Regions from separate parts of the Homo sapiens genome. Here region 2 is linked to region 1. A link is a loop called in an ENCODE intact Hi-C map of the cell type or tissue named here. Cell type or tissue: HepG2. All regions are shown on one strand. Links, peaks and the distances in the headings refer to the core of each region. The heading gives the core; the rest is flanking DNA. Region 1 overlaps LINC00907 (long intergenic non-protein coding RNA 907). Region 2 overlaps LINC00907 (long intergenic non-protein coding RNA 907).

What was found. Hi-C counts contacts between places; a loop is a spot of excess contacts. Peaks named below come from ENCODE experiments on the same cell type or tissue, not always from the same donor. Only the 100,000 strongest peaks of a DNase experiment are listed, where the experiment ranks them.
Region 2: a loop joins it to region 1, with 3.0 times the contacts of the local background. A loop is called at or near these places in 2 of 110 quality-filtered maps.

What each region holds. Positions count from the first base shown.
Region 1 is chr18:42,439,939-42,455,684 of GRCh38, forward strand. It overlaps LINC00907 (long intergenic non-protein coding RNA 907), which reads left to right. Exons shown (of 10, transcript NR_046174.2): 5 at 13,994-14,160; 6 at 14,969-15,051. Among named protein-coding and RNA genes, the nearest start is that of LINC00907, 260 kb to the left of the region's middle. In HepG2, for the core only: no CTCF peak of the experiment used is centred there; DNase peaks (open chromatin) are centred at 4,603 and 6,483.
Region 2 is chr18:42,369,831-42,385,576 of GRCh38, forward strand. All of the region lies in intron 4 of LINC00907 (long intergenic non-protein coding RNA 907), which reads left to right. Among named protein-coding and RNA genes, the nearest start is that of LINC00907, 190 kb to the left of the region's middle. In HepG2, for the core only: no CTCF peak of the experiment used is centred there; no DNase peak of the experiment used is centred there.

The sequences.
Region 1 (15,746 bases), core at 3,471-8,470:
TTCTTTTGCTGCGCAGAAGCTCTTTCGTTTAATTAGATCCCATTTGTCAATTTTGGCTTCTGTTGCCATTGCTTTTGGTGTTTTAGACATGAAGTCCTTGCCCATGCCTATGTCCTGAATGGTATTGCCTAGGTTTTCTTCTAGGGTTTTTGTGGTTTTAGGTCTAACATGTAAGTCTTTAATCCATCTGGAATTAATTTTTGTATAAGTTGTAAGGAAAGGATCCAGTTTCAGCTTTCTACATATGGCTAGCCAGTTTTCCCAGCACCATTTATTAAATAGGGAATCCTTTCCCCATTTCTTGTTTTTGTCAGGTTTGTCAAAGATTAGATGGTTGTAGATGTGTGGTATTGTATCTGAGGGGTCTGTTCTGTTCCATTAGTCTGTGTCTCTGTTTTGCTACCAGAACCATGCTGTTTTGGTTACTGTAACCTCTTAGTATAGTTTGAAGTCAGGTAGCATGATGCCTCCAGCTTTGTTCTTTTGGCTTAGGATTATCTTGACAATGCAGGCTCTTTATTGGTCCCATATGAACTTTAAAGCAGTTTTTTTCTAATTCTGTGAAGGAAGTCATTGGTAGCTTGATGGTGATGGCATTGAATCTATAAATTACCTTGGACAGTATGGCCATTTTCACAAGATTGATTCTTCCTATCCATGAGCATGGAATGTTCTTCCATTTGTTTATATCCTCTTTTATTTCGTTGAGCAGTGGTTTGTATTTCTCCTTGAGGAAGTCCTTCACATCCCTTGTAAGTTGGATTCCTAGGTATTTTATTCTCTTTGAAGCAATTGTGAATGGGAGTTCACTCATGATTTGGCTCTCTGTCTGTTACTGGTGTATAAGAACACTTGTGATTTTTGCACATTGATTTTGTATCCTGAGACTTTGCTGAAGTTGCTTATCAGTTTAAGGAGATTTTGGGCTGAGACGATGGGATTTTCTAGATGTACAATCATATCATCTGCAAGCAGGGACAATTCGGCTTCCTCTTTTCCTAATTGAATACCCTTTATTACTTTCTCCTGCCTGATTGCCCTGGCCAGAACTTCCAACACTATGTTGAAGAGGAGTGGTGAGAGAGGGCATCCCTGTCTTGTGCCAGTTTTCAAAGGGAATGCTTCCAGTTTTTGCCCATTCAGTATGATATTGGCTGTGGGTTTGTCATAAATAGCTCTTGTTATTTTGAGATACATCCCATCAATACCTAATTTATTGAGAGTTTTTAGCATAAAGGCTGTTGAATTTTGTCAAAGGCCTTTTCTGCATCTATTGAGATAATCATGTGGTTTTTGTCTTTGGTTCTGTTTATATGCTGGATTACGTTTATTGATTTGGGTATGTTGAACCAGCCTTGCATCCCAGGGATGAAGCCCACTTGATCATGGTGGATGAGCTTTTTGATGTGCTGCTGGATTCGGTTTGCCAGTATTTTATTGAGGACTTTTGCATCGATGTTCATCAGGGATATTGGTCTAAAGTTCTCTTTTTTGGTTGTGTCTCTGCCCGGCTTTGGTATCAGGATGATGCTGGCCTCATAAAATGAGTTAGAGAGGATTCCTTCTCTTTCTATTGATTGGAATAGTTTCAGAAGGAATGGTACCAGCTCCTCCTTGTACCTCTGGTAGAATTTGGTTGTGAATCCATCTGGTCCTGGACTTTTTTGGTTGATAAGCTATTAATTATTGCCTCAATTTCAGAGCCTGTTATTGGTCTATTCAGAGATTCAGCTTCCTCCTGGTTTAGTCTTGGGAGGGTGCATGTGTCGAGGAATTTATCCATTTCTTCTAGATTTTCTAGTTTATTTGCATAGAGGTGTTTATAGTATTCTCTGATGGTAGTTTGTATTTCTGTGGGATCAGTGGTGATATCCCCTTTATCATTTTTTATTGCATCTATTTGATTCTTCTCTCTTTTCTTCTTTATTAGTCTTGCTAGTGGTCTATCAGTTTTGTTGATCTTTTCAAAAACCAGCTCCTGGATTCACTGATTTTTTGAAGGGTTTTTTTGTGTCTCTATCTCCTTCATTTCTGCTCTGATGTTAGTTATTTCTTGCCTTCTGCTAGCTTTTGAATGTGTTTGCTCTTGCTTCTCTAGTTCTTTTAATTGTGATGTTAGGGTGTTAATTTTAGATATTTCCTGCTTTCTCTTGTGGACATTTAGTGCTATAAATGTCCCTCTACACACCGCTTTAAATGTGTGGGGACATCGTTTTTAGAGTTAATGAAAAAGAACACAAGACATCTATATATTCATTAACTGAAATCAATTTTATTGTCCTTCCTATATTTCATAATAGGGTTCTCATAACATCCTGGATATGGATAAAATTCAGGTCCCAGTGTTCCCATGCTACTCTGAGCCATTTGCTTGTATCTCATACCCCCATGATGCAAGGAACCATGTCTCACATGAGGGGAACTCATGAAGACTTGTCAATGGGACAGAAGGACCCTCCAACCTGAGAGTGAGGTTCTCTTTTACTCCAGTGTCAGAGGTTGCTTGGCTCTCTACAGAGATTCAGCTGGACTTCTAGATTCACAATTGAATTTAGAAACATTCAGAATATAGCTATGCAGTGATATATGTAGGGAGAAGATAGCTGTTGAGATGCTTATGGGTGAGGTAGCTGTTCCTCTGAGAGGGCAAGGGAAAGGAGTGGCCATGGGGGTGGGGAGGCAAACTTAGCCTCCCACAGAAGCCATTATTCTGTCCCTTCACAATTATAACTGTGATATCCACTATCCTAATGAGTCAGCTGAGTCTCTGTCCTGCAAGTTCATAGATTTGGCTGCCCCATGCCTGGGTACCAAGGCATTCTCAAATTGTGATTCTAAAATTCCTAGGAGTTCGAGGCTTAACCCTGATCACATCACCAGTGCTAAAGTAACATGACATGATTAATTCTTCTAGACCTCTGCCCTTACTCTAAACCTAGCTGTTCCACTAGCCAACCCATCACACTACTGTCTCCTCTATCAGATGATTCATACTCCATGCACTGATATTGTTCTAGAATGTTGTGGAAAGATCTTTGGCTCAAATATAGGAACTAAAAAAGTCCCATCGTTGGTTCTCATGTCACTTGGCTGTCTACATGCATCGATTTTAGGAGTCCAAATCTTACTTGGCTCTGAGTCTTTGTTCTCTCACTTCCTTAACTGAACTTCTGATCTGTGTCTTAGCTCACTTTCTGGACACATTGTCTGGCCTATCTGACATACAGGATTTTTATAAACCAATCTAAATACCATCAGAAAATTGTAAAGGAGAGAGCGAATTGGTGAGAAGAGTGGTTCTCACAGTCCGGAAACTAATTTTCAATTGACTACCATAGTTCCTTGATCCTGAAAAGCGCACTTGTTTTCTACAATTGTGTATCTCTGAAATTAAGGTGTCCTGTAATTAATAATTAAATCTAATGTAGAAAGTATCTTTCTTTTTTTCTGAAAAACTTTTATTGGATCAGTGTGTTGAATCTGTGCTCAAATCTAAGAATGAAGAACGAAGGAATTATTATATGCCTGCAAATATTTTGGTTATGTTGATTTGCTAGCCCTAAGGGCATTAAGGTATGTTGTACAGCTAGGAAAAGTGAAATGAGTAAAGAGAAGAAAATCAGGGATCAGCCAGGGAGCATAGGGCTAGTTTTTCATTTTGACCTCCAATTCTTTCATAATTATTTGCTCTGAGCATCTGGGCCTCATTCCTTGATCTTGTATGCCTCAGGCTGCTTCTTTGTCTTTGTGGTTGAGGTTAGTGGAGGCTGTGTCTGAATTTAATATCCTGCTTTCTTATAGCGAGCTGATCCTTTCAAGGCACAGGTAATTCAGCAACACCCAAAATATTATTTGCATTTGTGGGGATTGGGGGCAGAGTTCCTATATACCAGAGCAAGTGCTTTATGGGTATATACATTTTATAATTTAATTCTCAGAACAAACCTATGAAGTGGTATTTTCTCAGTTTTACATATAGGGCAGCAGGCCTAAAGATGCTCAGTAAATTACCTGTTTTTGACCCAAGGAATTTGCAAAGAATTTAACAATGTTAATCTCTGAAATCCATTTTATGGCATTATCCTGACCCTCAATAGACCTTTATACCACCTTAATTGGATATTGTGAAGATGAATATGTTCACAATCTCTCCCACATATGCATGCCACACACACACACACACACACACACACACACACACACACAGTTTATCAGCAACTTTATTGAGGAAAAGTTTAGGTCTGGAGACAGGAGGTAGGGATAGAAAAGTACCTGGTACATAGATATGGAGAAAGGAATTGAGTGCAGGCCAGAGAGCCTGCAGCCTTCAGTACTGGGTTAGAACAGCTATGTGCACACACAATAGGAAGCCATTGCAATGCTGAAAACTGAGGAACAAGGAAGGATTCTGAGAGGTCATCTAATATCTTTCCTGTTTTCAGACAGCTCCAGATTTAAGCTATTCTGAAAGCATTTATGTGGAATTTGAAATGAAATGTAGCTGCTTAGTCTTTAATAGAAGACAAACAAAATGCAGGAGCTTGTGGGTCGATTCTGAACAAGGTATCTTTTTTTAATGCATCACACTGGGGGGTGAACACATATTTGAAAGGGCTTAGAATGCACATAAAGGCTCTGTACTTTGACCTTGACCAATGCCAGAGAATGCAAATCCCCACAGTAAGAAACTACCACCCAGAACTATAAATAAAAAGAAAATGAGAAATAAATGAGCTACATGTTGGTATTTTGTGACAAATCCCCCAGATTGATGAGAAGAATACCACACAAACTCATCCTGGAATGTTGAGATCCATAACATATGTACAAAATGCAAAAGCCACTCTTCTTAATGCTTCTTTATGGGCTGCTTCTCCATGGGGTTGTCCTGAAAAAAATGTGTTTTGGGAAGTAAAAGAGAACCTTCACTCTAAGATCTTAGTTCTGCAGTGCTTAAATCCCTCTCACAGTGACAAACAGAGACCATAACTGATGCTTTTGAAGTTAGGTTTAATCTAAGAAAAGATTCTTAAGCTTTTAACAAGACTCTGGATAGAATAGCTGGATCAGGATTTTTTTTTTAATATCATCTGAATGTCACTGAACAAAGCATTTGGAGATGGAGGAAGCATAGGGCATTATTAACTGGAGGAAAAGTGATGACTTTTCCCTTTTTGTTCATTCTTAATAAATTATGTGCTTTCAGCTAAAATAAATGGGGCTCAGTATTCATAACCATTTCACACTTCACGTTAACTCTTTTTTGTTGTTCCTCAGCTCCCTGAGAGCCAAGTTCTTTATGAAGGCTTGTTTTTATTACCTGAATTAATCTAGAGTTCTAGGTGGTAAAGATTATCCCCTGAAACCGTGAATGAGAAAATGGATATAGGTGAGGTGCTTTTCCTCTGCTGCTTATCATAATTTACAGTGATCTGGATTGCAAGTTTTAGGGGAGATTTTGTCCAGTTGTTTGTTGGTAGATGTTTAACAACTGGCTCTCCAGAAAAGAAAAATAAATAAATAAAAAGAGAAAAAAATCCCCACTGATAACCGTGTTTGACAATTTCGTTGGTATAAATACTCTAACCAATGTTGAATTCAACCTACCAGTGCCTTAACAACTGGCCAAATTTTGCCAATTGGCAGTTGTTAGTGCTGACTTCAACCTTTCATTATCTCTTTTAGTTTTGCTTCTCAAAATCCTCTCAATCAAAATTGGAAAGATCATTTGAATAAGCAGAAACCACCACCACCATCACCACCACCACACTACATTAAGTCAAGCAAAATCACAATGTACCCATAAGTATGTGCAATTATCGTGTCACCTACAATTTTTTAAAAATAAAACATTTAAAAAAGAAGTCAAACTGAATACTGAACCCTGTAACACATCACTAGGGAATACAGTATGTCCTTATTTAAACTTGCCTATAGGTTTTTGGATATACTGTATGTTATAGAAACTTAACTCTTATTTATATCAATTAGCCTATGGTAAAATTATTTCTTTAATGCAGTACATTGTTTCACTTGAAGTCAAACTTTTCAAAAACCTATTGACAATGTTATAGGAGGACTCACTGTATACCCTAGTTTACTTTTATGTCTATTTAAGGTCCACAGAGAGTGTATTAAAAATATAAGCCCAGTCCTCACTTCTGGATGGCTGTGAATAATAAAACATAACCTATTCTTCTTTATGTTTTTTTTTAAGTTCAACCAATTTTTACATAAACAAAAGTGATTTATTGCCTTTAACCAAAAGTCTGTATTTTGGCAGGAATATTGAGTTCATCATTGTACAGTTCTAACCCATGAGTGCCTGCTTACTATGCCTGAAATATTCTCTTGCATTTTCTGCCTGTCACAGATGACTCTTTGTGGTCAGCAGGCAAAAAAGAACACAAGATACTTAGCTGGTGAGGTAACATGTTGATTTTAGCTTTGACCTTTTAAACCTCAGTTAGTTTTTATTATTTGGTTTGTTCAGGAATGAGGCTAACATTCTTGATGACCATTCATTCAGTGGTCAGCTAGGGCAATAACATTGATGCTCCTGTAATTGCCAAACAATGGAAAGGAAGTGATGAAGAATACTCATGGCTGGAATTTAGGCAGCTAGGGGAGGAAGGTACAGTTTGGAAATGATGGCTACTTGGTTCGTGTTAGCACAAGAGTCAGGCAAGAGAGCATTTAGGGAGAAATTAGAGGAATAAGATTGCATGTGTCAGTCCAGGATAACATAGTCTAGATAAACTTTGTGTCTCCAGTCCTAATTATTAACTTAATGCCTTTCCATTATCTCTTTGGCTTGGAATCATGGTTATTTCCATGGAAAATGGGCTAAAATATCAGGGCATAAATAAGGAGAGTCTATATGTGTTATCCTGATAGGGTGGTATGTTAGTTTATTCTTGCATTGCTATAAAGAACTACCTGAAACTAGATAGTTCATATTTTAAAAAGGTTTAATTGATTCACAGTTCTGCAGGCTATATAGGAAGCAAGCTTGGAAGGGCTCAGGAAACTTACAATCATGGCAGAAGTTGAAGGGGAAGCAGGCATGTCTTATATGGCCAGAGAAGGAGGAAGAAAGGGAGGGGAGAGGTTCCATACACTTTTAAGCAAACAGATTGTGTGAGAACTCACTCACTATCATGAGAACAGCAAGGGAGAAGTCCACCCTTGTGATCTACATTACCTCCCACCACACCCCCTCTTCAACACCGGGGATCACAATTTGACATGAGATTTGACTAGGGACACAAATTCAAACCGTATATTTGCAACCCTGCCTGTTCCCAAATCTCATGCCCTTCTCACATTGCAAAATGCAATCAACTATTCTCAACAGTCCCCCAAGTCTTAACTCATCTCATTATCAGTATTAACACAGAAGTCCACAGTCCAAATTCTCATCTGAGACAAGGCAAGTCCCTTCTGCCTGTGAGACTGTAAAAACCAAAAACAAGTTAATACTTCCAAGATACAATGAAGATATGGGGATTGGCTAAATACTCCCATTCCAAAAGGCAGAAGTAGGCCAAAACAAAGGGCTACAAACCCCATGCAAGTCTGGAACCAAGCAAGGCAGTCATTAAATACTAAAGATCCAAAATAATCTCATTTGACTCCATGTCTCACACCCATGTCACACTGTTGCAAGGGGTGGGCTCTCAAGGACTTTTGCAGCTCTGTCCCTGTGGCTCTGCAGGGTACAGCCCCTGCAGCTGCTTTAAAAGGCTGGCATTTAGTGCCTGTGGCTTTTCCAGGTACATGGTGCAAGCTGTAGGTAGATCTATCATTTTGGGGTCTGGAGGATGGTGACCCTCTTCTCACAGCTCCACTAGGCAATTCTCTAGTGGGGACTTTGTGTTGGGGCTTCAACCCTACATTTTTCCTTCACACTGCCCTAGTAGAGGTTCTCCATGAGGGCTCCATCCCTGCCGCAGACTTCTGCATGGACATCCAAGTTTTTCCTTTCATCATTTGAAATCTAAGTGGAAGCTCCCAAGCATCAACTTTTGCCTTCTGCCTGCTCACAGGCTTAACACCACATGAAGGCTGCCTAGGCTTATGGTTTGCACCCTCTGGAGAAGAAGCCTGAGGCATATCTGGGGCCCTTTTAGTCACAGCTAGAGTTGGAGCAGCTGGGCTACAGAGACCAGTGTCCTGAAGTTGCATAGGGCAGCAGGGCTATAGGCCTGGTCCTGGAAACCATTCTTCCCTCCTAGGCCTCCAGGCCTGTGATGGGAGGAGCTGCCACAAAGTTCTCTGAAATGCTTTCAAGGCATTTTCCCCATTTTCTTGGCTATTAACATTCAGCTCCCCTTTACTTATGCAAATTTCTGAAGTGATTTGAATTCCTCTCCCAAAAATGGGGAGAGGAAATCTACATGGTCAGACTAAAAATTTCCTAAGCTTTTATTCCCTGCTTCCCTTTGAAATATAAATTCCAGTTTTAGATAATCTCTTTGCTCATATATATGACCATACATGAAGGAATCAGGCCAAATCTTGAATGCTTGCTGTTTAGAAATTTTTTTCTACCTGCTACCCTAAATCACCACTCTCAAGTTCAAAGTTCCACAGATCTCTTGAGCAGGAACAGAGTGCCACCAGTCTCTTTGCTAAAGCTTAGCAAAAGTTTCTTTTACTCCAGTTCCCAATAAGTTCCTTATATCCATCTGAGAACACCTCAGCCTGGACTTCAATGTCCATGTCACTATCGCACTTTGGTCACAACAATTTAACAAGTCTCTAGGAAGTTCCAAACTTACCCTCATATTCTTGTCTTCTTCTGAGCCCTCCTAACTGTTCAAACCTCTACCCATTACCCAGTTCCAAAGTTGCTTTCACATTTACAGTTATCTTTATAGCAATGCCCCACTTTCCAATACAAATTTTCTGTATTAGTCAGTTCTCACATTGCTATAAAGATACCTGAGAATGAGTAATTTATAAAGAAAAGAGGTTTAATTGACTCACAGTTCTGCAGGCTGTATAGGAAGCACAGCTTGGGAGGCCTCAGGAAATTTACAATCATGGCAGAAGGTGAAGGGGAAGTAAGCATGTCTTACATGGCCAGAGAAGGAGGAAGAGAGAGAGGGGAGAGGTGCCACACACTTTTAAGCAACAAAATCTTGTGAGAACTCACTCACTATCATGAGAACAGCAAGGAGGATATCTGCCCCCATGATCCAATTACCTCCCATGAGCCCCCTCCTCCAATATTGAGGATTACAATTCCAAATGCGATTTGGGCAGGAGCACAAATTCAAACTATATCAGGTGGCCAACTTGTTCCTGTTTGTCTATAAAAATGGAAAATCTTTATTTTCCCATTTTAGAACTGGAAACACCTTGTCCTGGAAATGCTTTCCATTCCCAGGAAAACAGGAACAGTTGATAACCTACATACTGAGCATTCAGATCACATTCCCATAGTAAGTGTATGTGTGTGTGTGTGTTTGTGTGCATGTGTGTACTTATTAAATCAGATTTATAAACTACTATATGACACATCCATCAATTAACATTTTGGGGTGTACAATTGTTTAATCAGATATTATCCATCTATTTATGATTTTTCATCTTGTCAAAAAATATGTCATGAGGGGCTTGTTTTTCTGACATCAGAATATAATAAATCAATACATCAGTTTTGCCATTGCAACAGACACATCAAAAACGACATAAATGTCATAAAATAATACTTTTTGAAAATTTGACAGAAATTAATATTAAACTCTCTGTTCAATAGAATATAGAACCTCCTAGGCCTCCAGGCCTCTTTTCAATTTACTATCATTTACTTTTTATTTTACTATCAGTTTTTTGCTTTTAAAGAATATGTGGCTTTGCAATTTAGGCAGAACTTGTCTTAAATTTTGTATCTTCCACTTGTACAAGTCATAACCTCTATTTCAAGTCATTCTATCTTTCATTTCCTCTATAAAGTCATGCTTTTTAGAAGACTTATATTTAATTGAGATAATACATGTAAAAGGTTTGATCCATTGCATATGTTCAATAAACATTAATTTACTTCTCCTCATTTTTTAAAAGCTAGTACTATGTTTGGCCATATCCTGTTTTATAATCTTCTCATAATTCTTTTGTAATAATTGACAGTGGTTTTGTAATAATATAGGTCAACTAGTGACATGACAGGACAGTAATTTATAAAGCAAAACTTTTATTCTCACAATACTAATTCATAAAATACTAATAACAAATGTATCTGATTACTGTCCAATGTGAGGCTAAGGACTGAATACTATTCTGTGCTCAATGAAAATGAAAACATTTACTTGAGGTGTGAACATGCTTTTGATGAGAATAATGAGTCCTTTCTTTCATGTTCATATTAAACAATTTTTGAATATTATTTAAATACTGGTACATCTTAACAAGCTGACTCTAATTACAGTAAACTAAGTCAAGGTGCCAGCCCCTGATTGATTAATTACTTGGTTGACTTGACTGAAGTTTGTCAAAATTAACTCTCAGTATATTTGTAGAGCCAGTAATGAAAATGAGTGCGGGATACTAAATACAAATACTAAATAAAATAAGATATTAAAGATATGTTTAGTTTATACAAACCTCTCATTTTAAAGAAGAAACAAAAAGTAAATGTTAGAAGTAACAGTTCCAAAATCACACAGAGAATTAGCAACAATTAGGACAAAAATTAAGAATCTTGGCATCTAATCAACACTGTCTCCACAACATTTTATATTTTAAAAAAGATATTCAGGGAGGGGCTTGAAAACAATGTGTTTTTTTCCAACATTCTGAACACATAAATTTTTTCAAGAAAATGCATTGATAGAATTTTTACTTAGATTTATATTTTGTATTCTAAAATTATTAAATACAGGGTCACTAATTAGCAGAGTGCAAGGAAACAACTACATTCCCATCGGAACAATTCTATTGGAAGATTACTCTGCTAACTGGTTTTTAGGGGTTGTTGCCGTGGCCAATTGACTGCTAACCCCTGCAGACAGTGGTATTATGTGATAGGTATCTATTCTTACTCCTTGTCCAGTTACATTAATTGATTGATGTTGATAAATCTTTATTTAATCACATCATGAGAAATAAGAAAAATGGCCTATTTAAGAACATCAGGATAACAGCCTTTTCCCAATGTGAACCAAGAGGATCATAACTCAAAATATCTACATTATCTTAAAAAGTGATCTTGGTAATGAATATTGTAATTGAATTTAGTACCAATAGCCAGAAGAAAATTGTACAAATTTAGTTATTAAAGGAGATTATGTTTACATTCTCCAAGAGAGTTGTTGCAAAGTTGCAATGATAACCAAGAAAGTACAGAGAGAAGAAAAAAGGATGCATTACTGAAATTCTCAATAGAAAAAAATAGACTAACCTGGACCTGAGAAGAACAAGATAAAGGCTGAGGGGCCCACGAGAAGGATGGTGTTGGGGGGATGTTGGGGAAATTCAGCAAAAATTGGATTTTGGGAGGCAGAGCAGGTTATTTGAAAAGGTTGGGTCATAAGGAGTATATATTTTAGATGTGTTAAACTCTTATCACATGCAGTTATATAAACTTATATTACTGAGGTGGGAAAGTTCAGTAGACAGTATAAGTCATGGGCATTAAGACTAAAGTAGAGAACGCAGTTGAAGCAATAGGTTCAGGAGCCATTGGCATTTGCGTGATACCATATTCCCACCATGTATCAAACCCTGTATATTATAATAAATTACCTTGTCCTGACTCCCCAGGAATTTGCTCATACTTCAGTAGATGAAACAGACAAATGAATCGGTTAAAATACAGAGTGACAAAAATCATGGTAAAATAATATATAAATGTCCTTTGGGATCTAGAGGGAGAAATTACCTCTAATTTGGTATTAGAATGGAGGATAGAAATTTGCTCAATGCAGAATGGTGGAAGAGCAGGCCAGGGAGAAGGCCAGAGTTGGTAAAGCCATGGAGGTGGAAAAGAAAACACAAAATTTTGAAGGACTCATTATGGATTCATCGTGGATAGCAAAGGGTGAATCAAATGTACATGAACTGAAGAGATAGCCCGTAGTGCCTTGTGAAGGGTGTTGTTAGTCCTATAAAGAATTTTGAACTTGTTTTTGTTGGGGAAATCATTAAATCGTTTTCATCAGAGAAGTGACATGATGAGATTTGCATCTCAGGAAGGTCAGTTAGGCTTTATGAGAAATGAACTAGAGGGAAAAAAGCAGAAGTTAGAAAGACTAGACAAGAGACCATTGCAATATCTAGGCAGGTGATGATGATGGCTTGAAACAAGAATTTTGAGAATTATTTAGGGGGTAGAATTAGTAGACTAGGTGAACGAATGAATATAAAGACCAGGAAAGAATAATAATTCAAATCAAAAACACAGGTTGTGGCATGATGGGTTCATTCCTCGAGATAGTTGTAACAAGTATCCAAGTAAAGAAAGAAGGATGTGATCTTGAACATATTGAGTTTGAGGAACTCATGAGAATCACAACTTGTCACCTTGACATATGAGTTTGGAACAAAGTAGAGAGGCATGAGATGAAGTAAAGACTAGGAATTATTACTAAGCTTTAGTTTTTTAGGGTTTTTTTTAAAGCCTCAAAATTAAATTAAATCTACTATGAAGAGCATGAAGAATGACGAAAGAAGTCTTCATGCAAAACCCTGAGAAACCCTAACATTATAGGCACAGGTAGAGAAAAATAACCTGTAATGCATTTAGAGGAGGCATCTATGTAGGAAGTAAACCAGAGAAATGTGGTGGTATTAGCTTGAATGTAGATAAAGTGGATGGTTGACTCTACCTTGAGGTGGAATAATACTGGGTAGATGTAATAAAGGAAAACTGGGGCAAAAATTTAAAAATTATGGTAAGATTGTTGCAGTGATCAGAAAATGGTAACTAAGAGAGTCCAAGAAAGAAAGACATGAGGCGATAAAAAAGTGTCAAACCCCAGAAATTCTCAATAATGTCAAGATATAGGTAAAGAGAGTAACAGAGTATAAGAAAGATAAAGATTGTGGTAAAGAGTTTTTTTCATATATGTACATTTAAAAATTCTACAAATAATGTATACATACATACTTATTGAAAGCAATTCAGGACATACAGAACTACAAAGAATGAAACATTAAAATATCTCCTTATTGTCCTCATTATTAACCTTTTTCCCAAAGAAATCACTCTTAGCAGTTTATTTATCCTTTTGGAAAATTCCTATGCATTTATACATACACATAGCTGTAAATGATTTATTTGCACAAAAATGGATTGTAATATTCTGATAAAAGTCCATTAAGATACGTTGTTAATTGACTTTTTTCATCTAACTATATGTTTTAGAAAACTTTCATATCAGCATATTTTTATCTACCTCGTTTGTATAAATAATTGCATGATATCCTGTATTATGCAATGACAATAATTTAGCCATTTCCTATTGTTGGGCAATTCAGTTATGTGAGAGCCGAATTTAAACGAAATGTTTCAGAAGTAAAATAACACTGGATGGTAGCGAAGTTTAGGGTGAGGGCAGTGGGTGGATGGCAGAAATAGGGTTGGGGAGGCACTGGTGATAAAAACACAGAGAGGAATTTACCAATTGTACAGTGGCTTAACACAAGGGGTACTGAGGGCACCTAGGGTGAAGACAGAAATGGAGCTGGGCCAAAGGGTAGTGTGCTTTAAGCTAAAGGAAGCAATGAAGAAGGATGAATGACCAGAAGCATGGTAGGTATTAGTGATGAGGAGGTATTCAAATTATATGATTAGGTAGAAAGAGCTGCAAGATGTCTTTTTCTTTCTTATTTTTCTTACTGAGGTCTAAATAGAAATGTTCTGGAAAAATCACTAGAGAGAGAGTAATGAGAATGATAACCATTTCTTTGACCTAGAGGCAAGGAAAATGAAGGAGAAAAAGAAATTTTCATTTGAGATGCATTTATTACAATTTGTATCCTTCAGGCACTTCTAGATATCTGTTGAGGCCTGGAAGGGGCAAAACAATTCAGGAAGCAGTTGAAGATAAAGGGGTTTACCATGGAAGAGAAGATCCAGGTGCCTTCATGGAAATGCTTGTGGTTGAAAAGAGATGAAGATGAGGGTCCCTGGAAAGAGGAAGAACCAGCCAGGTATGGTAGCTCATCCCTGTAATTCCAGCACTTTGGAAGACTGAGGCAGGAGGATCACTTGAGGTCAGGAGTTCAAGACCAGCCTGGTCAACATGGTGAAACCCTGCCTCTACTAAAAATACAAAAAAATAATAATAATAATTAGCTGGGTGTGGTGGTGGGCGTGTGTAATCCCAGCTACTCAGGAGGCTAAGGCAGGAGAATCGCTTGAACTGGGAGGCAGAGGTTGCCGTGAGCCGAGATCACGCCACTGCACTCCTGCCTGGGTGACAGAGCAAGACTCCATCTCAAAAAAACAAATTTTAAATTAAAAAAAAAGAGAGAGGAAGAACCAAGCAATGTGGAGTTGAGAGAAGAGGCAGGATATGAACAAGGGTGCTGGGAGTATATGGGAGTATGAGGTGGTAGGTTGAGACGGCCTCCTGATTTCCTCAACTTAGTCCTTCCATTGGCCAAGGAGGAATTGGGAGTGAGAGGATTCAGGCCTCTTAAGAGTTATTCATGACCTGAAGTGAGGGTGCTCATGAGAAAGTTCTGGTCACAGCAAAGAGGCTGACAATAGAAACCAGTCCCTGCAACTGCCACTTTGCACTAGAAATAGCCCCTCTCTCCCTCAGGCAGCAATGATATAGGGAGCAGTGTATCCATACCAGGGTCATCTCTGCAAGCGATTCTCCTAGTCTAGGCTCAATTTCCTCATTTTAAAATAAGTGACTACACTAAATTATATCCATAGTCAAAAATCAAAGATTCCACATATTACCCTTTAGTTCATAAAATTTTCTTTTTTCTTTCATTTTTTTTTTAGGAAAATTATACCATTAGCAAGACTGGCATCAGCAAGTAGTTCGCAGTGTTGGTTGTTCTTGGTTTCGCAGGATTTTATAGGAGGTATGACATTTATTTAAAATGGATTTGTTTCTTTGTTACTCCTATTCCATGCTGGCTAGACAGCTTTCCTTGGGGTCTCTCATCTATTTCAGTGCCATTCCATTCATCACTCACAAATCATTAATTTGCCTGTGTTGTGTTACCTCCTGAGATTTTCTGTTTCTGAGTCAATAGAGTTGAGAGCTAATGTACATTTCACAAATATTCCTGGGAAAGGGCTTGGAGCAAGAATTGAAGAGACTTTATATTTTAGTATAGCATATACCGTAATAACTCATTCCTTTTATATGAGTGTTGAAGAAGGGAACTGCCAGATTAGAGGCAAGTCCATCAAAATCATTCCTCCGTGTATTCAGTCAGACAGAGTTATGTTCAGCTGAGCTTAAATCATAAGCAGTGACTGAGCACCTATGATGTCCCTAGCATTGGGCTGGGATAAGATAATGGAAGGAACATGAAACATGGTTTTTCTCTCAAAATATTCACAATTAGTTGGAGAGACCAAAAACAACCAGGTAAACAGATAAATAAGGATCGAAAGTAAATAATATTAATTGTTAATAAAAGAAAAGGTATTACAAAGCAGAACTTAATTAATGAACAAATAAATTATACAGATAGGAATTGCCATAGACTTTGAAAGAAAATTGAGATATTTCGGGCTATAATAAACAGTGAAGATTTTGAGGTAAAGT
Region 2 (15,746 bases), core at 5,666-10,665, 68 kb before region 1:
AACTTCACAGAAAGCAGCCCTCAGAGAGAAGACATGGTAAATGTTTCTTTCAAACCTTTAAAGGTGTCAGACTCTCAGTTAATCTTTCTTAGATCTGGACAAGGGAAGGCCTCAGAGAAAACCTGGCTGCATTAATGCAAATTTTCTCATCAGTGCAAATCTTCCCCACAAAAGTAGCTTTGCAGGGCTAATTCTGTTTTGTAGGCCCTCTGAACAACCACCTCAAAATAGGTCAGATAAGAATATTCTGAGGTGAAATATTTTTATTTCCTTCAAAACCAAGGGAGGTAGGGAACTTGCCAGGTTTGATACAGGTTGAGTCCAGCTTGTGGAAATCTTGAGTATCGTAGTACCATGAGTTTGTTTTTTAGCTGAAAGAGAAGGATGCCTTGAGGAACAAATGGAGGAATCAATAGGATAAGGTTAATTGAAGAACAAAATGTTTGAAGAGGTGTTATAGAGTCCTGGTTGTAAGAATGGAGGAGGTGAGGCATGAAGGAAACAAGAATGAATAGATAAAGATGAATTTTGAGCTGGAAAGGTGAGAGCTAGAATAAGATTATAATTTGGAAATTTGTTTATGTGCTCTATAGTAGCCCCTTATTAAAATGCAGATCCTTTTTAGGTGTAACAGAGAGCTCTTTTTGATTAATATGTTAGTAGGGAATTCACTTAGCCACTGAGGGTGAGGCCCTTTGAGAATAGGGGATGGAACAGTAACTGGCCATCATCAGGGATGATAGAGAATGGGAGCCAAGGATGTGGCATGGGGATGAGAGAGGGACCTGGGCCTAAAATCTGGAGGTCTGGAAAAGCCAAACGAAATCTCTTAAAAATGCTTTCAAGGGCTGGTTCTGTTAGATTGGTGCAAAAGTAACTGCAGCTTTTGCCCTTACTTTCAAATGCAAAAATCACAATTACTTTTGCACCAAACTATTAGTTCTTAAGATATAGCATTGCTTATGATACCAAGGGCTTAGACATCTCTAGACTAGTGTGTGGGTCCTTGTCTGCTCCTCTGAAGCATCAATGGCCCATTAAGCCCTGCTGAACCATAGGACGACAGTCAAGATGTTTGGGTACTGAGAGAGTTCAACTTGTCTGGTGATATGAGAAAATAATTTTTTTCTGAGGATTGTCAGTCCTTTTAAGTCACCAGACCAAGAGAGGATTTAAAATGAGGTAGCAATCATGTCCTACTCCCTTGCTTTTAAGCTGTAGAATCATCTCTGGAAACTGCTTGCTATTGCCACAAGTGGTTATAAATTTAAATTTTTAAAATTTGTATTTTAATAGTTTTTGGGAAACAGGTGGTTTTTTGGTTACATGGATAAGTTCTTTAGTGGTGATTTCTAAGATTTTGGTACCCCCATCATCTGAGCAGTTTACACTGTACCTAATGTGTAGTCTTTAGGCTGTCACCTCTCTCCCACCCCTGAGTTCCCAAAGTTCATTATATCGTTTTTATGCCTTTGTGTTCTCATAGCTTAGCTTCCACTTATAAGTGAGAATATATGATATTTGGTTTTCCATTCCTGAATTACTTCACTCAGAATAATGGTCTCCAACTCCATCCAGGTTGCTGCAAATGCCATCATTTCATTCTTTTTATGGCTGATTAGTGTTCCATGGTGTTATACATATATACCACATTTTCTTTATCCACAAGTGGTTATAAATTAACCTAATAAGGCCACATTAGACATTCTAACTCACACCCTATAGCTTAACAATGTATAGTCAATCAGTAGTTTATGTTATATTAATGTGAATTATTGGTAAACAACTTAGGAACTGCCTCTTCTTTCCCTTTAAAAGTCCACTTGTAATTGTTACTAATTGCAGTGTATATTCAGGGAAACTTGAATCTATATATCCACATTGCAATCCTCAAGCTAGGCCCAAATAAACTCTCTACTTACATTAGTTTTGCCTCGACTTCTTCCTTTTAGATCTGCACCAGCTTGCCTTAACTGTGATTTCCACTGATACTGGGCCTTTGCAGGGTTATACTGTGATTGGGAAAGCTGTTATACACATATTTTGGGGGTTTTAATACAGCTTGCGTCATGACAGAACTATGAGCAAACGGGACTTAAATGACTCCAAATGCCCTCTACATCATATTGTGAATTCCTGGGATTTCATAAAAAAATAGAAAAATACTCATCAACTAAACTCTAGGTGTTGCTTGGTGTTGAGGGAGGAGGGTACAAGTTAGTACCAATAGAGTAAGTGTGATTAATTTTCAAGTGCTCTACTTTTGCCAGAAGGTCTGACTTGGTATTCTAGTTTTGTCAGTTGCTGCTTTCTAATTTTTTTTTTGAAGTAGTGAGAACTGAATAAGATATTGTTTCTGAAAAACCTTTGTAAACATCAAAGAGTTGTACATGCATAATACTGCTTTTGTTTGAGACACTCAAATATCACGTGCCACATATAACACATGTGTGTGAGAAATTGTCAGTCTCAGACTTAAATACAAACAATTCATATTCCACATATTCCATATTTTAAAAATCAAGGTTATTTTTATTATAAAAGTAATGCCTGCTTATTATAGAGTTTACCACATAAAAAGTAGAGAAAAAAGTTGATTGTCTATCACTCAAAGCTAGCACATTTGAATGTTTTTCTTGAGAGATTTCCTGTGAAAATGTGTAGTTTGTTTTATGTAGTTGTAATTATACTTTATAAGTTTTGAGTCCTGACTTTTTCATTTGACAGTGTAATATAAGGATATTCTCATGTTATTTTAACCTTAAGGAAATATTATTTTTAGTGATTTCATAAATTTCAACCATTGGATATGTCATAGTTTGCTCATGAGTCTTATAAGAAATTTAACAGTCTGTGATTTTTGCCATTATAATTCGCTCCTATGGTAGCATATCTTAAGTTATTCTTATGTTAGGTTATATCTGACTTTACAAGTACAAAACTCCAGAATGAGGTGGGTAACTATGGGAAGGGTAAAAAAAATGAGGCTAAATACAAATACTTTCGTTCTTGTTGTCTTGACAACAGAAGAGAAGACTTTCTTTTATTAAATGGAATTATCGAGATCAAAGGTGGACAAACTAGGCCTGTAAAGAGGCAGATAGTAAACATTTTAGGCTTTGTAGGCCATGTAACCCATTTCTCAATTACTTACCTTTGCTTATAGTGTGGAAGCAAACAATATGTAAATGAACGAGTGTGACTGTGATCCAATACAATTTTATTTACAAAAATACAGATTGGGCTGAATTTGGTCCCTGGGCAGTGGTGTGCTGACCCCTGCTTGAAATTATGATTTCAATTATGTACATTTTGAGTGTGCTATATACTTTAAAATGTGAATTTCAAGCTGAAAAATGTATTGTTTAAAGCATAACTAGAGTAAGGTCCTTGGAGTGATGGGGCTTGTCAGGTATTCTCCCTAGAGGAGTGCACATTCAGGTAGGGACAGTCTTCACATATTTATTCCATGTAACAAATACGTAGCTCTTTGTATATGCCAGGTACAGTTCTCGGTGCTTGTATTAGTCTGTTTTTGCACTGCTCCAAAGAAATACCTAGGACTGAGTAATTTATAAGGAAAAGAGGCTTAATTGGCTCATGTTTTCGCAGGCTGTACAGGAAGCATGGCAGCATCAGCTCGGCTTCTGGGGAGGCCTCAGGAAACTTATAATCATGAGGGAAGAAGGAAAAGCGGGAGTCAGTACTTCACATGGCAAGAGCAGAAAGAACAGAAAGAGGGGCAGGCACTACACACATACTTTTAAACAACCAGATCTTGTGAGAAGTCTACCATGAGAACAGCATGAGGGGAATGATGTTAAAACATGAGAAACTGCTCCCATGATCCAAGCACCTCCCACCAGACCCCACTTCCAGCACTGTGGATTACATTTCAACAAGAGATTTGGGTAGGGACACAGATCCAAATCATATCAGTACTTTAAGTATATTTATTCAATGAAGCTTGCGTAACACTGCTGAATTTGGTTAGTATCAGGTTACTTATTTACTCTTTTTGATTCCTTGAAGATCTTTCCTCCTCTGCTTCAATACTCCAGTGAATTTGAGTTCTGATTATCCAAACTTACTATTAGGAAAGAACCACATATGTCATTTACACTAGATGTTGTGGTAATGAACATCAGGAAATAGTATCTCTTGGCATGCTTTCTCACTAATGAGATTTGAAACAATCTCTCTTTGTCCCTAATTCTAATTTACAAAATGGGGACTGTGGTTAGACGGATGGTTTTTACAGCTCACTGTAGATCAGAATTGAAAAAGCATTTAAAAATATCTCTATTTAAAAAAATCTCTTACTAAGTGATTACTAAGTGCTTGGTAAGCTTAGTGCTTACTATGCTTGTTAGATTCTTATGAAGCCAGCCCAGTGGTCCTCAATCTTGCTGTACATTACACTCACCTGAGAAGTTTTACAGACACTGATACTTCAGTCAAACCCTTAGAGATTCTAATTTCATTGGTCTAAGATATAGTCTGGGCATCAGGATTTTTATAAAGTTACACATGATTCTATTGTGCGGCTGCTGAACTAGTCTGAACTTAATCATCTGATTTGTGTTTGCGAATGGGTTTGGAAGAATTTCAACATATTTTCTTTTCCCCATTATGAAGAGTCCAGGACTTTATATTATTAACCCAATATAATATAAAAGAATATGGTACTTGGGTTATTATAACCATGTTTATCCAAGGTTATGTTCAAGTTACTGTTTCTTTGGAGTATACCAAACTTATCTAAATGATTTTGAGAGTGCTGTATTACTGCTCAAGGCCTTAATAAATTGTTTGTAGAATATTTGAAGTGTAACACAAACTATAATTTAAGTCAAGATGTCCTCATGGAAATCAAAATGTACATGTAGCATGTTGAATAACTGTATTTTTAGATCACTTCAAGTAAAGTCCTGAGACCATGTTGAAGAGCAGAGTCTGTTGCTAGTTGTTTAAAATTAAATTCAATTAGAAGACCTGGATTTCGCATTGGAGGCTGGAAGATTCAATGATCAATCCATCAAAAAACTAATTTATATCTTACATTGATGTATAAAAGGTACCATACTCTTGGCTTTGGAGGATACCAAACTGAGGAAAATATAATCTCTGATTTTGAGTAATTTGTAATCTTAATAATAAAACTTAAACAGAGAACAGGATAATAACTGCCAATTTGTAACTGCTATATGAATTCAGAACAGCAAAGCTGGTAGGTGGACAAAGGGTAATTAGAGTGGCTTTCAAAGTGAGACCTGTAGGCTACTTGCATAAGAATACTTTATACATGGTAGCATGAATATATATTCATGGATTCCTGGCATTCTCATCCAGGACTACTCAATTAGTCTCTGGGACAGGGAATGAAAATCTGCCCTTTAAACAGATTCTTCAAGTATTTATTATATATACTCAGCTTGAGTACAATAGATATAGTGGGTACAATATGAGCCAGGCCTTAAAAGATGGTTTGGAGCTATGTAATTATTATAGCAGTTAACATTTGTTAAATCCTAGACACTTTCTAATATTATACATGTATTATGTCATTTAATCCCCATAAAAATGTTAGGCACTTTATTTTTTATTATAGACTCAGAGGGTACATATGCGGATTTTGCAGGTTTGTTACCTGGGTGTAATGTGTGATGCTGGGGTTTGGGTTTCTGGTGAACCCATCACCCAAATAGTGAACACAGTATGCAATAGATAGATAGTTTTTCAACCCTCACTCCACTCTCTCCCTCCCTACTTTTGGAATCTCCAGTACTTATTCCCATCTTTATGTCCATATGTATCCATTGTTTAGCTCCCACTTATAAATGAGAACATGCAGTATTTGATCTTCTGTATCTAAGTTATTTAACTTAGGATAATGGCCTCCAACTCCATCCATGTAGCTGCAAAAGATACGATTTCCTTCATTTTTATGGATGTGTAGTATTCCATGGTGTATATATACCACATATTCTTTGCCTAATTCACTGCTGATGGGCACCTAGGTTGATACCATGTCTCTGCTGTTGTGAATAGTTCTACAATAAACATATGAGTGCAGGAGTCTTTTTGATGACAATCATTTCTTTTCCTTTAGGTAGATACCCAGTAGTGGGATTGCTGGGTTGAATAGTTGTTCTATTCTAAGTTCTTTGAGAAACCTCCATGCTGTTTTCCATAGGGATTGAACTATAAATAGTTTACATTCCCATCCACAGTGTATAAGTGTTTCTTTTTACATGCATCCTCGCCAACATCTGTTGTGTTTTTTACTTTTTGCTAGTAGCCATTCTGACTGGTGTGAGGTGGTATCTCACTGTGGTTTTAATTTCCATTTCTCTGATGATTAGTAATTATGAGCCCTTTTTCATATGTTTGTTGGTGTTTGTAAGTCTTCTTTTGAGAAGTGTCTGTTCACATCTTTTGCCCACTTTTTAGTGGGGTTATTTGGTTTTTGCTTATTTATTTGTTTAAATTTCTTAGAGATTCTGTATGAGTCCTTTGTCAGATGCATAGTTTGTGAACATTTTCTTCCATTATATAGGTTGTCTCTTTATTGATTGTTTCTTTTGTTGCATACCAGCTCTTTAATTAAATCCTATTTGTCTATTTTGGTTTTTCTTGCATTTGCTTTTGAGGCCTTAGTCACAAATTATTTGCGTAGGCCAATGTCCAGAAGAGTTTTTCCTAGATTTTCTTCTAGAATTTTTATAGTTTGAGGCCTTACTTTTAAGTCTTTAATCCATCTTGAGTCAATTTTTGTATATGGTTAGAGGTAGATAGGGGCTCAGTTTCATTCTTAGGCATATGGCCAGCCAGTTTTCCCAGCAACATTTATTGAATAAGGTGTCTTTTCCCCTTGGTCTATTCGTGTAGACATTGTTGAAGACCAGTTGGTTTTAGATGCATGGCTTTGTTTCTCAGTTCTCTATTCTGTTCCATTGATCTGTATGTCCATTTTTGTACCAGTACTATGCTGTTTTGGTTACTATAGCCTTGCAGTGTAGTTTGAAGTTGAGCAATATGATGTCTTTGGCTGTATTCTTTTTGTTTAAGATTGCTGTATTAGTCCATTCTCATATTGCTATAAAGAAATACCAGAGACTGGATAATTTACAAAGAACAGAGGTTTAATTGACTCAGAGTTCTACATGGCTGGGGAGGCCTCAGGAAAGTTATAATCATGGTGGAAGGTGCCTCTTCACAGGGCAGCAGAAGAGAGGATGAGTACCAACAGGGGAAATGCAGAACACTTATAAAACCATCAGATCTGGTGAGAACTCATTCACTATCACAAGAACAGCATGGGGGAAACTGCCCCCATGATTTAATTACCTCCCACTGGGTCCTTCCCACAACATGTGGGGATTATGGGCATTATAATTCAAGATGAGATTTGGGTGTGGACACAGCCAAACCATATTAATTGCTTTGGCTATTCAGGTTCTCTTTTGGTGCCATATGAATTTTAGAATAGCGTTTTCTAATTGTGTGAAAAATGACATTGCTAATTTGATAGGAATTGCATGAATCTTAGATTGCTTTGGGCAGTATAGTCATTTTAATGACATTGATTCTTTCTATCTATAAGCATAGGATATTTTTTTCTTTTGTTTGTATCATTTACAATTTCTGTCATCAATGTTTTGTAGTTCTTCTTATAGAAGTCTTTCATATCCTTGGTTAGATATATTCCTAAGTATTTTTTTGGGAGGGGATTGAGTTCTTGATTTGGTTCTCAGCTGTAGTTGTTGGTGTATAAAAATGCAACTTGTTTTTTGCACTGATTTTGTATCTTGAAACTTCATTAAAGCCATTTATCAGGGTAGGTGTCTTTTGTGAGAATCTTTAGGATTTTCTAGGCATAGGATCATGTCATCAGTGAGCAAAGATCATTTGACTTCCTCTTTTCCTTTCTGGAAGGATTTATTTCTTTCTTTTGCCTGATTTCTCTGGCTAGGACTTCCAGTACTATGTTTCATAGGAGTGGTGAGAGTGGACATCCCTTGTCTTGTTCCATTTCTTAGGGGGAATGCTTTCAACTTTTCCCCTTTCAATATGATATTGGCTGTGAGTTTGTCATAAATAGCTCTTATTATTTTGAGATACGTTCCATCAATACCTAGTTTATTGAGAGTTTTTAGCATGAAGTGCTATTGAATTTTGATGAAGGCTTTTTCTCTATCTATTGAGTTAATCATGTGTTTTTTGTCATTGGTTCTGTTTATGTGATGGATTGTGTTTATTGATTTGCATATGTTGAACCAGCCTTGCATCCTAGGCATGAAGCCAACTCGATCGTGGTGGATAAGCTTTTTGATGTGCTGCTGGATTCGGTTTGCCAGTATTTTATTGAGGATTTTCGCATCAACGTTTGTCAGGGATATTGGTCTAAAATTCTCTTTTTTTGTGTGTCTCTGCCAGGCTTTGGTATCAGGATGATGCTGGCCTCATAAAATGAGTTAGGGAAGATTCCTTCTTTTTCTATTGATTGGAATAGTTTCAGAAGGAATGGTACCAGCTCTTCCTTGTACCTCTGGTAGAATTCGGCTGTGAATCCATCTGGTCCTGGAATTTATTTGGTTGGTAAGCTATTAATTATTGCCTCAATTTCAGAGCCTGTTATTGGTCTATTCAGAGATTCAACTTCTTCCTGGTTTAGTCTTGGGAGGGTGTATGTGTCGAGGAATTTATCCATTTCTTCTAGATTTTCTAGTTTATTTGCATAGAGGTGTTTATAGTATTCTCTGATGGTAGTTTGTATTTCTGTGGGATCGGTGGTGATATCCCCTTTATCATTTTTTATTACGTCTATTTGATTCTTCTCTCTTTTCTTCTTTATTAGTTTTGCTAATGGTCTATCAATTTTGTTGATCCTTTCAAAAAAACCAGCTGCTGGATTCATTGAGTTTTTAAAGGGGTTTTTATGTCTCTATCTCCTTCAGTTCTGCTCTGATTTTAGTTATTTCTTGCCTTCTGCTAGCTTTTGAATTTGTTTGCTCTTGCCTCTCTGGTTCTTTTAATTGTGATCTTAGGGTGTCGATTTTAGATCTTCCCTGCTTTCTCTTGTGGGCATTTAGGCTGTAAATTTCCTTCTACACACTGCTTTAAACATGTCCCAGAGATTCTGGTACAGTGTGTCTTTGTTCTCATTGGTTTCAAAGAACATCTTTATTTTGGCTTTCATTTCATTATTTACCCAGCAGTCATTCAGGAGCAGGTTGTTCAGTTTCCATGTAGTTGTACAGTTTTGAATGAGTTCTATTTTGATTGCACTGTGGTCTGAAAGACAATTTGTTGTGATTTCTGTTCTTTTATATTTGCTGAGGGGTGCTTTACTTCCAAGTATGTGGTCAATTTTAGAATAAGTGCAATGTAGTGCTAAGAAGAATGTATATTCTGTTCATGTGGGGTGGAAAGTTCTGTAGATGACTATCAGTCTGCTTGGTGCAGAGCTGAGTTCAATTCCTGGGTATCCTTGTTAACCTTCTGCCTTGTTGATCTGTCTAATATTGACAGTAGGGTATTAAAAATCTCCCATTATCATTGTGTGGGAGTCTAAGTCTCTTTGTAGGTCTCTAAGGACTTTCTTTAGGAATCTGGGTGCTCATGTATTAGGTGCATATATATTTGGGATAGTTAACTCTTCTTGTTGAATTGATCCCTTGTCTTTCTTGATCTTTGTTGGTTTAAAGTCTGTTTTATCAGAGACTAGGATTGCAACCCCTGCTTTTTTTTGCTTCCCATTTGCTTGGTAGATCTTCCTCCATCCCTTTATTTTGAGCCTATGTGTGTCTCTGCATATGAGATGAGTCTCCTGAATACAGCACAATGATGGGTCTTGACACTTTATCCAATTTGCCAGTCTGTGTCTTTTAATTAGGGCATTTAGCCCATTTACATTTAAGGTTAATATTGTTATGTGTGAATTTGATCCTGTCATTATGATGCTAGCTAGTTATTTTGCCCATTAATTGATGCAGTTTCTTCATATCATTGATGGTCTTTACAGTTTGGGATGTTTTTGCAGTGGCTGGTACCAGTTGTTTCTTTCCATGTTTAGTGCTTCCTTCAGGATCTCTTGTAAGGCAGGCCCGGTGGTGACAAAATCTCTTGGCATTTGCTTGTCTGTAAAGGATTTTATTTCTTCTTCATTTATAAAGCTTGGTTTGGCTGGATATGAAATTCTGCATTGAAAATTCTTTTCTTTAAGAATGTTGAATATTGGTCCCCACTCTCTTCTGGATTGTAGGATTTCTGTCAACAGATCCGCTGTTAGTCTGATGGGCTTCCCTTTGTGGGTAACCTGACCTTTCTCTCTGGCTGCCCTTAACATTTTTTCTTTCATTTCAACCTTGGTGAATCTGACAATTATGTGTCTTGGGATTGCTCTTCTCAAGGAGTATCTTTGTGGTGTTTTCTGTATTTCCTGAATTTGAATGTTGGCCTGCCTTGCTAGGTTGGGGAAGTTCTCCTGGATGATATCTTGCAGAGTGTTTTCCAATTTGGTTCCATTCTCCCCATCACTTTCAGGTACACTAATCAAATGTAGATTTGGTCTTTTCACATAGTCTCATATTTATTGGAGGCTTTGTTTGTTTGTTTTTACTCTTTTTTCTCTAAACTTGTCTTCTCACTTTATTTCATTAATTTGATCTTCAATCACTGATACCCTTTCTTCCACTTGATTGATTCAGCTACTGAAGCTTGTGCATGCATCACGAAGGTCTCGTGTCATGGTTTTCAGCTCCTTCAGGTCATTTAAGGTCTTCTCTACACTGTTTATTCTAGTTAGCCATTCGTCTAACCTTTTTTCAAGGTTTTTAGCTTCCTTGTGATGGGTGAGAATATGCTCCTTTAGCTCGGAGGAGTTTGTTATTCCCGACCTTCTGAAGCCTACTTCTGTCAACTCGTCAAAGTCATTCTCCATCCTTTGCTGGTGAGGAGCTGCAATCCTTTGGAGGAGAAGAGGCGCTCTAGTTTTTAGAATTTTCAGCTTTTCTGCTCTGGTTTTTCCCCATCTTTGTGGTTTTATCTACCTTTGGTGTTTGATGTCAGTGACCTACAGATGGGGTTTTGGTGTAGATATCCTGATGCTATTCCTTTCCATTTGTTAGTTTTCCTTCTAACAGTCAGGTCCCTCAGCTGCAGGTCTGTTGGAGTTTGCTGGAGGTCCATTCCAGACCCTGTTTGTGTGGGTATCACCAGCTGAGGCTGCAGAACAGCCAATATTGTAGAACAGCAAACATTGCTGCCTGATCCTTCCTCTGGAAGCTTCATCCCAGAGCATCACCTGCCTGTGTGAGGTGTCTACTGGCCCCTACTTGGAGGTGTCTCCCAGTTAGGCTATACAGGGGTCAGGGACCCACTTTAGGAGGCAGTCTGTCCGTTCTCAGAGCTCAAACGCTGTGCTAGGAGAACCACTACTCTCTTCAGAGCTGTCAGACATGGACTTTTAAGTCTGCAGAAGTTGCTTGTTGCCTTTTGTTCAGCTATATCCTGCCCACAGAGGTGGAGTCTAAAGAGGCAGTAGGCCTTGCTGAGCTGCAGTGGGCTCAGCCCAGTTTGAGCTTCCTGGCCCTTTGTCTACCTACTCAAGCCTCAGCAATGGTGGACGCCCCTCCCCCAGCCAGGCTGCCACCTCGCAGTTCAATCTCAGACTGCTGCGCTAGCAGTGAGCAAGGCTCTGTGGGTGTGGGACCCACCGAGCCAGGCATGGGAGAGAATTTCCTTGTCTGCCAGTTGCTAAGACCTTGGGAAAAGCACGGTATTTGGGCAGACGTGACCCGTTTTTCCAGGTACAGTCTGTTACAGCTTCCCTTGGCTAGGAAAGGGAAATCCCCTGACCCCTTATGCTTCCCAGGTGAGGTGACATCCTGCCCTGCTTTGGCTTGTCCTCTGTGGGCTGCACCCACTGTCCAACCAGTCCCATTGAGATGAACCAGGTACCTCAGTTGGAAATGCAGAAATCACCCGTCTTCTGCATTGATCACGCTGGGAGCTGCAGACCGGAGCTGTTCCTATTCAGCCATCTTGGAACCCAACTTGAGGATGATGTTCTTGAGGAATGCATTCAAGCCTTCCTCCACTGCTATTTGTAATATGCTGACACATGCTTCTCCCCAGAGCTATTCTATGTGCATGTAGTTTCTCTGTAGGTCCTGGTATACTTGCTTCAGTCATGTTGTGAGTTGGAGTCCATCTGTCTTGCTTCATGCACAAGCATGGGTACCCATGGGTGGGATGGCCTTTGGGCTCTAGGTTTGGGTCTTCATTTCAATAAGTGTAACTTCTACTCATGCATCATGGTCTGACAAATGAAGGTGAGCAGTAAGCTCAGGATATGATAATTGAGTCCATTTTTTAAAAAGTTGAATGTGATAAGTATACAGAAAATGTCATAACCTTCTGAGTGTAGGCTACGCTGGCTTCTCTTATCAGATGCACTGTTTTGGAAACATAAATCCCAGGCTCGCAGCTGAACTAACAATACCAAAAAAGACTTTTGATCTCTGCCACTTTACACGTCCACAGTTGTTAATAAAACTTCTCTACCTCTTTCAGCTTCACTTATAAAAATGGACATTGTGAACTATTTGAACTCTAAAATTTCTGTTTTGCATGTTTAATATTCTAAAACAAAGAGGTTGGAATCTGCACAGTTACCTGGTAAAATTAGAATAAATCTCTATCCAACAACTTCATCACTATGGTGATCATATACCCTGATTTGCCAAGGCGGTTCTGATGGATGTCTCTTGTGCTGGTATGGTTATTAGCACTGTAACAGTAAAGGGGTATAGTAACCCCTTTACTCTCCAAGAGGTCTTCAGTTTAAATGATAATTTACATGGTCATCCTATAGATAACACCTATTGTCCCTAGTCAGACTCTTTGTATTCCTCATGAATGTTTTCTAAATAAGGGCAAGTTTTGGATTCACTGCTGTGTCCTGTGTCCTATTAGGTTCCCTTTTCCTTCTGGCCCTGACAGGTGATAAATAAATAAAACAAATGGCCTCTTGGGAGCTGTTGTCAACTTTGCTCCTATCCAGCCCCAATTTGGGGTGTTTTTTGTTCCTGTTCCCATCACTCAGGCCTTGAAGGCTGATAGATTTCTGATTTCTTCCTTGAAACATGACATGATGAATAAGGCTGCATGCTTTACTGCACAGTCCAAGAAAGAGAACTATAAAAAGTGATTGTCCTATACAATGGGAAATTATTTAACAGGGTTGGCCTTTTGCATGGGGAAAAGTAGGGGCATGATTTCAGAGCTCAGAAAAATGTTCTTCTCCAACAACAGCTCTGGGGAATGAACAGTCTTAAAATTTTCTTGAACTAATGTCAAAACATTTATCTGCAATGAGAGAACTGGTTTAAATTGTATACAATTTTGGGAGAGTAAATTTCATGACATTCAAACTGTTATTTTACCCCCAGCAACCTGGGTCCCATAAAGAGAAATAGAGTGTTCATATCTCAGGAAGTGAGATGCCAGTTCTTCTGTGCTCTGCATTTGTTTGGCACACAATATCTAAAGTAGTGTGATCAATTTTAGGTGTCTCATTATCTACAAATACTAAAAATGTCCAGCACCATTTTTTTTTTTTACTTTTTACAATATCATCCCTGTGTCTAGGTGTGTTTATTTTTGTTTTCTAATTTTTATTAATCAGATTGCTTTTCTGTCATCACCTGATGTATATCAGCATAATGAGGACCAGGAAGTTGGAGTTCTGGAGAGGCAGTGTGGGAGATCAGAGAAAGGACAAGGATATTAGTTTGAAACTTGAAACCTTCAAAGAGAGTTGCCTTAGTTAAAATGCTCTAGTGATATAATTGAGTGGCCTGGGGACAACAAGAGCTACTGCCCAGAATTTCTTACTGCCTCATCTGTGCTTTAGTGTCTGTCCACTTTCCTCTCTATTGCCGCTACCTCAGTGATAAATTTATTGAGCATTTTACATGTAATAACTTATTTAATTCTCATAAAAACCCTGGGAGGGAAATTCTATTAATATTGCTATTTTATAAATTGTGAACTTGAAGCTTGGACAGGTGAAGCAACTTGCCCAAGATCTATGTTACAGCTTGTATGCAGGAGAGTCAGGATTCCAGCTCACACATACATTCCAAGCCCACACTCATTTTGTTTTGTTTTGTCTTTTGTTATTTTATTTTTTCTTTTACCTTTTTATTTTTACCTAATTTCAGACTTAAAAAGAAGTTGCAAGAAAAAAATCCTGTATACTCTTTTCACCCAGATTTCCCAAATGTTAACATATCACCATATTTGCTTTATCAATTTTGTTCTCTCTCTATTTTGTAGTTGTGAGATACCTCTTTGCCCCTAAATACTTCAGTGTATTTTCTAAGAATAAGGTTTTCACTTACATAACTATCATATAATTAAAATCACGGTATTAATATTGTTGCAATAGCTAATCTAATCCACAGACTTTATTGAGATTTATATATTCAATAATTCTCTTTATAGTCCAAGAAAATCCTGCATCACACATCACATTTAATACTCATGTTTTCTTAGTCTCTTTTAATTTGGAACAGTTCCACAGTCTTTTTAATTACATGATATTAACTTAAAAACTACTGGCCAGTTATTTTGTAGAAAGTTCCTTATTTTGGATTTGTTTGCTGTATCCTCAGGCTATGCATTTTGGCCGAGAATACCAGAGAAGTGACCTTGTATTCTTCCCAGTGCATCACACTGGGAGGCATGTGATTTGGCTCTGTCCAATTACTGCTAATGTTAGCTTCGGTCACTCAGTCAAAGTGGTATCTTCTAAGTGATTCCGTTGTAAAAAGTTACATTTTTTTTCCCTTTATGATTAAGACGTATCTTGTCAGGAGATACTTCGAGACTATATAAATGTCCAGCTACTAAAAAAAGTTTCACCCACTACATTTAGCATCCACTGGTGATTCTTACCTAAGTCAATTATTATTATAGTGGTTGTCAAGAATTACTTTATTAATTCCAATATTGGTTCTACATCTAGTTAGTCATTCTACTATAAAGAAGAACTTTCCTCCCTTCCCTCCTTCTGGCCTTTCTTCCTTCCATTTTTTCTTTCCTTCCCTTCTTCCTTTCTTTCTTCTGTCCAGAATCTACAAACCTAACACTCAAATATAGGTTTGGAATACATTATCCACCAGGAAGAACTGTCCCTTCCTTCCTTCCTACCTTCCTTCCTTCCTTCCTTCCTCTTTCTTCCCTCCATCCCTCCCTCCCTTCATCTTTTGTTCTATCATTATTTCTTCATATTAATAATAGACTCACAGGCCAGGTGCGGTGGCTCACGCCTGTAATCCCAGCACTTTAGGAGGCAGAGGTGGGTAGATCACAAGGTAAGGAGCTCAAGACCAGCCTGACCAACATGGTGAAATCCCGTCTCTACTAAAATTACAAAAATTAGCTGGGTGTGATGGCATGGAACTGTAATCCCAGCTACTCAGGAGGTGGAGGCAGGAGAATCGCTTGTACCCAGGAAGCAGAGGTTGCAGTGAGCTGAGACCATGCCACTGAACTATAGCCTGGGCGACAGCATGAGACTCCATCTCAAAAAAAAAAAAAAAAAAAAAAGACTCATAAAACATTATTTAAAGGATTATAATCCATTGCTATTGTTTTAAAGAAATCGATGCTCACTTGTCCTAGATTTGGACAGAGGGTACCCATTTAAGCTAATGCCTACATATGAGGTGTTT